Regions from separate parts of the Mus musculus genome. Here region 1 is linked to region 2. The links are chromatin contacts, found by Hi-C or POLR2A ChIA-PET in ENCODE. All regions are on one chromosome and are shown on one strand. Each heading gives the region's core, a stretch centred on a gene start or an enhancer-like site at or near the end of the contact. The rest is flanking DNA. Distances are from core to core; before and after follow the strand shown.

What was found. Hi-C counts contacts between places; a loop is a spot of excess contacts on that map. ChIA-PET counts read pairs that join two places held with the same protein, here RNA polymerase II (POLR2A).
Region 1: a loop to region 2 is called in a map of heart, with 2.4 times the contacts of the local background. The contact joins the promoter of Cemip2 here to the promoter of Zfand5 in region 2. A Hi-C loop is called at or near these places in 1 of 37 maps with a recorded cell type or tissue (heart). POLR2A ChIA-PET finds 5 or more read pairs at or near these places in 3 of 5 experiments (Patski and embryonic stem cell).

What each region holds. Positions count from the first base shown.
Region 1 is chr19:21,776,942-21,781,444 of GRCm38, reverse strand. Cemip2 (cell migration inducing hyaluronidase 2) reads right to left here and starts at 3,105. Exons shown (of 24, transcript NM_001033759.2): 1 at 2,659-3,105.
Region 2 is chr19:21,270,443-21,274,961 of GRCm38, reverse strand. It overlaps Zfand5 (zinc finger, AN1-type domain 5), which reads right to left and starts at 2,684. Exons shown (of 6, transcript NM_009551.5): 1 at 2,220-2,684. It overlaps LOC115489044, which reads right to left and starts at 3,504. Exons shown (of 2, transcript XM_030251153.1): 1 at 3,472-3,504; 2 at 2,220-3,187. The coding sequence starts at 3,504. The coding sequence ends at 2,495. RefSeq lists an enhancer at 119-878.

The sequences.
Region 1 (4,503 bases), core at 1,856-4,355, 510 kb before region 2:
TACCTTTGGGTTGGCAGTGTTAATTCAGTAATTTGCCTATCAGTTGGAAACGTAGTTGACTCCAGTATATTCATCAAGCATTTTAAACCTTATCTCACGGATGAAAAAACTTAGCAATTAGCCCAGCAGCAGACTGTTTTCAACAGCCAAAGCCAACTTCTTTCAAATCCATGCCTGGCTTCCCGCCTTCAGTTTTGCTGGGTGGAATGGCAGGCCAGTAACAGGGAGAGCCATGCTGGCTTAGCAGTGTGGGAGCAGCCTTGGCTACACAGTGAGACCCTGTCTCAAAAAAATAAAATAAAATAAAATAAAATAAAATAAAGAAAAATAAACATGATACTTCTTACGCCAATTTCCAGTCTCTATTTTGCCTGATTTAGCAAATAATGTCAGAATCGATTCTGCAGCCCACCCTCCAGTGAGCCCTCCCTCCGCCCTCATAAAGAAGCCGGGTACAGTGGGTCTCCCATTCACACGCTGATAAGATCTTAGTATTGTTAGTTTGCTTGGGTCCCCAGCAACACTCGTTTCCTTGGCTGCAGTCTTACTCATCTTTGTCAATGGAAACACACAGGGATCTCCCGCCCTCTGGCTTCCCCAACTGCAGCCACTCCTTCCCTTCCCTCTCCAGCTGACAGAAAGTGCCACAGAGTACTGCTGAGAGTCCTTCCAAGAATGTCTGGCATGTCACGAGTGGTTTTATTAAGAATTCAGTTAATGGGTCCATGGCAGATAGAGAGATGGGTGCATTACTAATAAATACTCCAGAGCACTTTATAGCGTATAGCCATTTTCAGATGTGATCCGTTCAATAGTGATTATGATTTTCTTTCTGAAATATGGCTCATTTATCTCAATTTCAGAAGCACACATAGCTACTAAGTGGTATCCTTCCGATTTCATAATGGTCCACAAGCCTGCTCTATGCCCATTTTCTTGGTATCTGTAACAACAGGCTTAATTACATCCCCTACAGCATAACTGCGGTGCTGTCACCTCAACTTTCCTGTGATTATAACACTGCAGGAAATCCCCCGGCTATTGGCTAGACGAAGAGAGGAGACCTACCTCAAACAATTAGCCATGGACCCGCTATCCCAACTACACAGAACTTCCTAGGAGACCAGAGAAGAATTTAGATGCTAATGTCTTGCGCACACATTAACACACACACAGAGAGATGCACACTCACCACGCCTCAGCTTACTCTCATCCACAGGCTGACAGAGAACAGGTGACGGCTCAGAGTTCTCGTCTAACCTTAACTTTCCGTTCTGTGAGGACAAAAATCAGACACAGTATGGGATAGAGTGAGCTTAAAGTCTGAGATAAATTTCCAGCCCCGACTCACCACCCTACACATAAATAAAGAATGTTATTTTAAAGGCAGAAGACACTATCACGAGCTGTCCCATGTTAACTAAATGAACAGCATGCCTGGTGCACATTTTGCTTTGCCCAGAAATGCAAACTCAAAGGGAAAGACAATAAGGGACACACCAGAGTAGGATATGGAGACCAGACCAGTGCTAATGGGTCAAGTTTTCTTAATCTTTAGGGATATATATAATTTGTTTGTATTTGGGTTTAGTGGCCATTTCCAACAGATAAGCCTGGTTGCAATGGGAATTCAGGCTTCCCTTAAGCTTTGATGAAACTCTTCTCCTGCCTCCTCTTCCTCTAAATTTTCTTTTTACTGGTAAGAGCCCTTAAGACTTCTGCAGCCCTTCAACATGTGCAACTGTGTAGCATCAGACTAGTCACCAGCACAAGGGAGTCAGTCCAACACACTGTGTGGTTCAGGAGCAGATGGAAGTTCCTAAAAGACAGGCACTCTACCTTTAACCCCAACTGCAGAAGAAAGGAGATGTGTCAAAAGTCTGTTCTCCTAACCTTCGGCGGAGAATTTAAGGGGAGTGTTTCTGCTCCACAGGGGGTCTGGTGACAAACACCAGCCCCCCAGCAGAGACCTTGGTTTTATTGCTAGAGGGCAGTAAGTAGTATTACGTGAAGCACCTCAGGGTACTCGCAGTGAGAACCCCATTCTTTGCCAGGACCTCCCAACTCTGCCAAGGAACTGTGGTGAGTGAGGTCCTGTGCTAAAAACTGGTCCCCAGCTTTAAAGATGCCCAGATTCTGAAACTGCGCCTTACCACACGGAGCAGGGTCACACCAACTCAGGGGAACAGTAGGAGACAAAGATCCACACTCCCCCCCAAACTTTACACAAGCGTGCTCTTGTAGACGCCAAGGCTCCACAATGCACATTCCATCAATCTTTCACTGCGGTCCGCGTCCCCCACGCAGCCTTTCCAGAAACTTTAGGGCTGTTCACACCGACTTTAAAAGACCCATTGTTAACCTCCCCGGGAACACAAAGTGGATGAAAAGGGGATCAAACCTCTATTCCTAAGGACCCCTTTTCATGGAAGAAGGTTGAGTCTCGGGGCGCTATGTATGGGAGAACTCCGGCGGGAAGGCGCCGGCAAAGGCGGACGCTGGAACCCACAGGATGTTGTGCTTCTCGGCAAAAAAACGCCAGCACAGGGACAGCCAGGCCTCCAGGACGCCAAGGTGCGCAAGTCGGGTCTGCGCCCTCCGGGCCCTTGGGACCGCCAAGGAGGCGGGGCTGGGCACCCGGGACTAGAGGAGCCTTACCTTCCCCTCCCCCTCCTGGCGTCGGTCTACTCAGGTGTCTACGCGATGGCCAGAGGAGCAGGAGCGGGAGCAGAGCTCCTGGAGTCCCCGCGTGCAGATCTCCTCTCCATGGCCAGGAACCCGCGTCCCGCTGCCGCTCTGAATTCAGCGGCAACCTACGCCGGAGGAGAAGCAGTCGGGGCCGGGGAGTAACGCTCCTCCCTCCGCCTTCGCGGCCACCTCCTCCAGCCAGCCCGGCTTGGCGCTCTTGGATCCTTCCCTCCCGGAGGAAGAGGAGGGGAATCGCCGTCCGGGCGGCGCGAGCCTGTGCGGCTCCGAGACAATAGCGGCAGGCAGGGCGCGTTCCCGAGCCGCGCAGGTCCCCGGTTCGGCGGGCGCCGCGGCTCGCTAGGGTCCCTCTAATCAGCCTCCGGCCACACAAGCGCCGGCTCGGCTGGGCCGAGAGTGCTGCGGATTGGGCAGGCGGCCCCGAGCTAGGGAGGCGGGTCAAAGGCGGGGTGGGCGGGGCCTGTTGTCAGAGGGACGAGACCTGCGGAGGCTCCGCCCACCACAAGCTGCAGACGAAGGCTCAGCGCCTCCAGCTGCCTTCAGCAGGAAGGACGCCCGCCAACACCGTCGGCGGCCAGGGTTTCCCAGCGGCTCCTTGACCTTCGGCTACAGATGACTACCTGGGAGTTCAGGAAAAGCAGCGGGCCTGAACCTGAGTCTGTGTACCTCATCATCCCAGCTGAGTCTGATACTGCTTTTTTTGTCACCTCTTGACAAAGTCGACCTGAGCCTGCACCCCTCATCACTCGAAACTGAACCTGCATCTTCTCGGGTCTAGCCAGGCTGCTGAACCCCTATTACCACCACCACCACCACCCCACACACACACACACACACCACCACCACCACCACCACCACCACCACCACCACCCACACACACACACACACCACCACCACCACCACCACCACCACCACCCCTGAGACACACACACACAGGGTTGAACTCTTTTCTCTTCCTTTATCATCCAATAGCTGAGTTCGACATCTTTTATCGCTCCGGAATGAAGCTGACTCGGCATAGCAGTATATTCCCCCAATAATATCCCGCAAGCCCCCCACCTCACTCAAAACTTTCTGAGCCTCGGGTCCTGGCGCCTCGACTGCCCCCACCTGGCCAACAAGGAAGCTGGATTCGTAGCCCTCTCAGCAGAGTCAGTGTGTTCTTGACTTCAGACCGTTGTCCAGTTCTGGTTAGGAGCTTGGAGCAGCCCCAGCATCTCACACTAAGGCCAGAATAAATATACCTAGGCCTGGTCACGCCTTCTGGCCACGCTACTCTAGAGTGGCTGAAGCTTGCAGGAGGCGGAGATGCAACACTGAAAACCAATCCTCAGCCCACCCTACTGCAGAATATACTGGCCGGGTGGCATGAGTAGCCCTGCCACCACCCGGTCCCCTGGAGGAAGTTGCTCTGGCAGAGGAAAAGCCTTTCCTGCAGCAAAGGGCGCGACCTGGCTTGGTCCGTCAGACCACGAGGTCAGGAGCTAATGACAGCTGCCAGATTGCCAAATCCGGACAGTCATCATCCTCTATTTAATTCGGAGTTGGACGTGTCGCCTCTGGGGAACTGTTTCATTGAATACTGTACAGGCAGGATTGTTCATTTTTCAGGCTCACTGTTGTTTGTCTGTCTGTTTGTTTATTTGTTTGTTTTCTCCCCCTTCCAGTAAAAATTCAACCGTGTAGCTATGATACACCAGCAGACAGAAAAAGGAATACCCTATTTCCAAGGTTTGGTTTAGGACTTGGTAGAACTGAACCAATGTTTCCAGACTGGGGCTAATAAGAATCCCCTGA
Region 2 (4,519 bases), core at 1,435-3,934:
AGTAATTTAGTTGACACTGTCTCTTTAAATAGTGAGTGGAATTTAGCTGACTCATTTCAGAGCAGGACAGTGTAAATATTTCAAGATTACTTGTGCAGTTTAATAAACACTTTTAGCTGAGGTTTTAAAATGCCGAGTGTAACATAAAACATAAGCATCGGAAAAAAAAAAGATTCAAATAATAAATTATATATCTTCATTTTCACCGGGCAGTGTACTGCCCTTTACCCTATGCAAAAAGTTAGGCTTTTATCAGCCTGCTCGAGAAACTATGCTAATCTCACTTACTAGACTACTTCAGAGGACACCGGCCAAAGACCAACAAACAGATCACATCAACAATCCTTAGTTATTAATAAGAAAGCACTTTTCTTATGGTAAAGAAGAATATCCCACCCAAGGCCTCCTCCCACATAGATAAGGATCTTAAGAAAACAACTAAAATCTTAGGCAGAGACACAGAAATATCAAGAACTAAGACAATAGTTTTCTTCCCTTCTAGTAAGTCAGATTTTAAATGCCATCACATGTGCACAGCTTGCTTTAATACTTCTCTGAAGCTTAGATCACATGGGAGGGCGCTTCAGCCTGTCACAAGGCTGCAATGTGACAAGCTGAGCTGGATGGAGGCTCTCACATAAAGCCTAGTCAACAGGGGCCTCTGAAATCAGCTTCTATTTATATCTCAGAGCCTGCCAACTCCTACACAACCCCAAGAACTAACGATGCAGCATTCACATATCTCACATAACAAAATGCAATTAATGCCTCCAAGTTTTTCTAATGCAGGATCAGAGAACAGCCTCACCTTCAATCCACAATACCCAAGCAGAATAAATCATAAAGTAAATTGTGAATATTAAAAGTGGGGCAAGGGGAGAGTAAGTAGGCACAATAAGTAGGAGAAAGAATGGAAGCACAAATACTCTTTACAGTTACTATAACTATAGGGTTTTTGTTAGTTTAGATATACTGTATTGTCCTTACATTGGGGCTGGGGCGGGGGTGGTGCAAAACAAGTTGTTAAAAACTTTGTCATCCATAAACCCTTTCCCGCATAGCTAGAATGCTCTGTTTTGTTTAAATTCACGCTTTTTCTTTCTTAGCTCATAGCTTAAAACAAACCTCACTGGACTAAAAATGATTTTCCAACTCAAAATCTGAAATGAATGAAGTTTTCTTTTAAAGTATGGAATAGCTGTTTCAGGTGCATACCATGGTTCAAAATGGCAATGGTTCAAAATGGCAAGATCACTCCCTAACCTCGAGGTCAGACCCGAACTCTAAACTCTAATGTGCTACTAAGCCTGACCTTGTGCAAGTCCTTAGTCTCCAGATTTCAGACACCTCTGCCAAACAGTCAAATAGTTTTTTTTTTCTAAGAGCTTCTTTCCATACTTAATACCGGTTCCAGCCACAAAACAATTTAGAACAACTAAAAGAAATCCCTTATTTTGGGGCGAGACACTTCAAAAACAAACTTGAAATGTAAAAGTGAAATATTTTCAGCAGTTGAATAATGAAATCTCACCTAAAAAAATCAAAATAAGATAAAATTAATTACTATCTTACTATTCCCTTGATTACTAAATACCGATTTTAAGAAAGGAGGCTCTGACCTATATATTATTTTCTTCTAATTATCTCAGGTAATATTCTTAGGCAGCTCCAATCGACAGTTAGCTTATAATACCTTCCCTCAGAATACAACTACACGGAGTGCACGGAAAGCAAGCAAAATGTCAACTTCACAAATGTTCACGTAGGAAAGAAACAAAGGGAGAGGCGCTCGACTTGCTTCCATGCAAAGGATTTTGAGGGAGAAGCTTAACCGCATTGGAAAAAACTAAAAACCCTCCGGGAGAAGAGCCGTCAGTCCCGGTTCCAGCGATTTCGACCGAGTTCGGGACCCAGAGGCCCCCCACCCCCCTCGCAGCGCAGGCCGCGCTCCGGGAAGCCCGGTAGGGCCTGCTCCAAAAACCACTGAGTCATGCACTCGACGGTCCCTCGCCGGAACAACTCGGCTGTGCAGGGAGCCAGGCGCGGCAGTAGCCGCCTCTGCCATTGTCTATCCTGTCGGTCGGTCGGCCGGCCGGCACCCGGCGCCGCGGCACGCCGGGCATTGTCCCGTCCAGCCCGCTGGCCCGGCCGGGCCCGTCTTTGTGCTCGCCGATCGGGCGTGCTCCCGCCCCCGCGCCGTCCCGGCTCGCGCCACTTACCCTGCGGGGGCCCGGATGCACTAGCGAGCTGGCGCGCGACGCCGGGCGGTGGGCCGGGCTGAGGCCTCCGGGAAGGGCTGGCTAGCGGCCGCCGCGGGCCGGAGCGGAGCGGAGCGCAGGCGGAGCTGCGCTGGCGCCGCGGAGGCCTCCTTTGTTCGTGCAGAAGCGCCGAGGCGGCCGAGCCCCGCCGCAGCTCGGGTGGGAGGGCGGCGGGGGAGGAGAAGAACCGCAGGCCGCGGGGCTAGCGCCGCTCCAGGCGCCCGGCCGCCGGCACCTCACGCCTCCACAGCGACGTCCCGGCCGAGTGAGGAGGCGCGCGGAGAGGCCTGAGCGCCGACGGGGCCCGAGGACTGCGCTCTTCGGGCTTCCGCGTTCGCCAGAGACTCTGCGCGACTCCGGGCAGCGAGCGGACGCCTGACCAGATGCACACCGCTCAGCGATCCCGACGACTGACGCTCTGGCTCTGACCGGCGCTCGGGATCTGAGGGAAAGGGCGGCGGGGGCGGGGCCTGTGCGTCAGCGAAAACCCGGTCGGCACGCCCGCGGCGCGATGACGTCGCGGGACGAGGCCCCGCCCCTGACCTGCAGGCACTAGCCGGGGGCGGGGCCGCACTTGGGGGCGGGGCGAGTCCGGAGGCTGCGGTCACCGTCGCCCAGTCACCCTCCGGCCCGCGGGGCCCTGGGTGGAGCTGCTGCGGCGGGTCCACGGAGGCAGCGCTTCTATTTTTAACCCTATTGTCCGCCCTCAGCCACCCACACCAGCCCAGTTTCTCACGCTTCGTCCCCAGCTCCGCCGGGGTCCCCTCCCCGCGGGACGGGAAGGCACGGCCCGGAGGAGGCTGGCAGGGTTCCGGGTGTCGCCGCAGCTCCGCCTGCCACCGCCCAAGGTCGCGGTGCGCTGCCAGCTCTGAGCTAGGACCGCCCACCAGCCCCAGCCCCGCGCCGCCGTTCTGAACTGTTAAGCCAGCCTATAGAAACCCCTGGAAATTTACTATTCCAGTGAAGCACGGAGAACCCTGACAAGCCTGATGAGATGGAGCAAGAGGGACAAACAAGCCGGACCCCAGGCAAGGGCAAGGTGCTGGGTACCTGCCCAGAGCACGAACAGAAGAAGCTTTCTGCTGGTCTCTCCGTGGGTTCTGGTCACAAAATGTCTCTGCCGAAATCCATAAGGGCTACTACCTTAGCTACAAATATGCACTTAGGGTCCTTCACTTCGGGTATTTAAGAACCGTAGGCCTTGAAGGGCTACCTTAACGGCATTTATGCACTTAGGGTCCTTCATTTCGGGTATTTAAAAACCCTAGGCCTATCTCTAAGGTACCCTAGGGTTGGCCTTGACTGGGACACACGAACCTCATTTCTAGATTTTGTATTTGTGATATTGTGGAAGTAGTGTGGGGGAGGGGTGCTGCCCTGATGCTCCAAATCTAACTGCTCCCTGCACAGCAAGTGGACTAACCGGTACATAATACATTTTAAAAACCTATTTCGGGGTTATATTGCTATGGTCAAGTAATGTATTTCAGACTTAGTTTGGGTCATTTGTCCTAGGATCTTTGGGATTTATTTCTGTAAACTAGTAAATAATAAAACTAACTGCTACCATTTACCAGCCATTTCAGTGTCATCTATTTTTCATTTAGGGTCTCCTTATTTATCACAGCAGTTTACTGAGAAAAATGCCCTCCCTGTCCATTTGTCAGGGTAAGGCAGTCATGATGAAGGATGCTCTTGCCTGAAGCGCTAGAGACTAATGGAAACCGTAATTATGAGGATAAAAATAACTTCAGAGATTTTTTTTAAATAGAGCATACCTTATTGTCTGTCTCTTTTTATTCTTCCATTTTAAAAAGAAGAGCTTTATAATTTATCTTGTCCAATTTAAACAACAAAGTCATTTTAAAATCAAGCTGTTGATGCTAACAAAACTTATCAATAGTGTAAGTTAAAATTGACAAGTAATACAAATCCGAGTAATTTAAAATCAGTATATTGTCTACATGTATTAATGCATTTATGGTGACCACATGGTAATATTGACACATAAACAAACAGATAAAATTGTATGCAGTGTGACAAGAGTTTTAAGAAAGAAAGAGAAGCCTCAGCTCCAGCCGTCTCTACTAGGAGCTGTTCTGATAAGCTTATTAAAGAGAGAGTTTGGTTTGTTTTGAGATGGTCTCTTTGTGTGGCCCAGACTGACCTGGAACTTGCCTTTTAGACCAAGCTGGCCTTGAACTCACAGAGACCTGCCTACGTCTAGTTAGTAAAGGCACAAGCAGAGTCTGTTAAGGAAT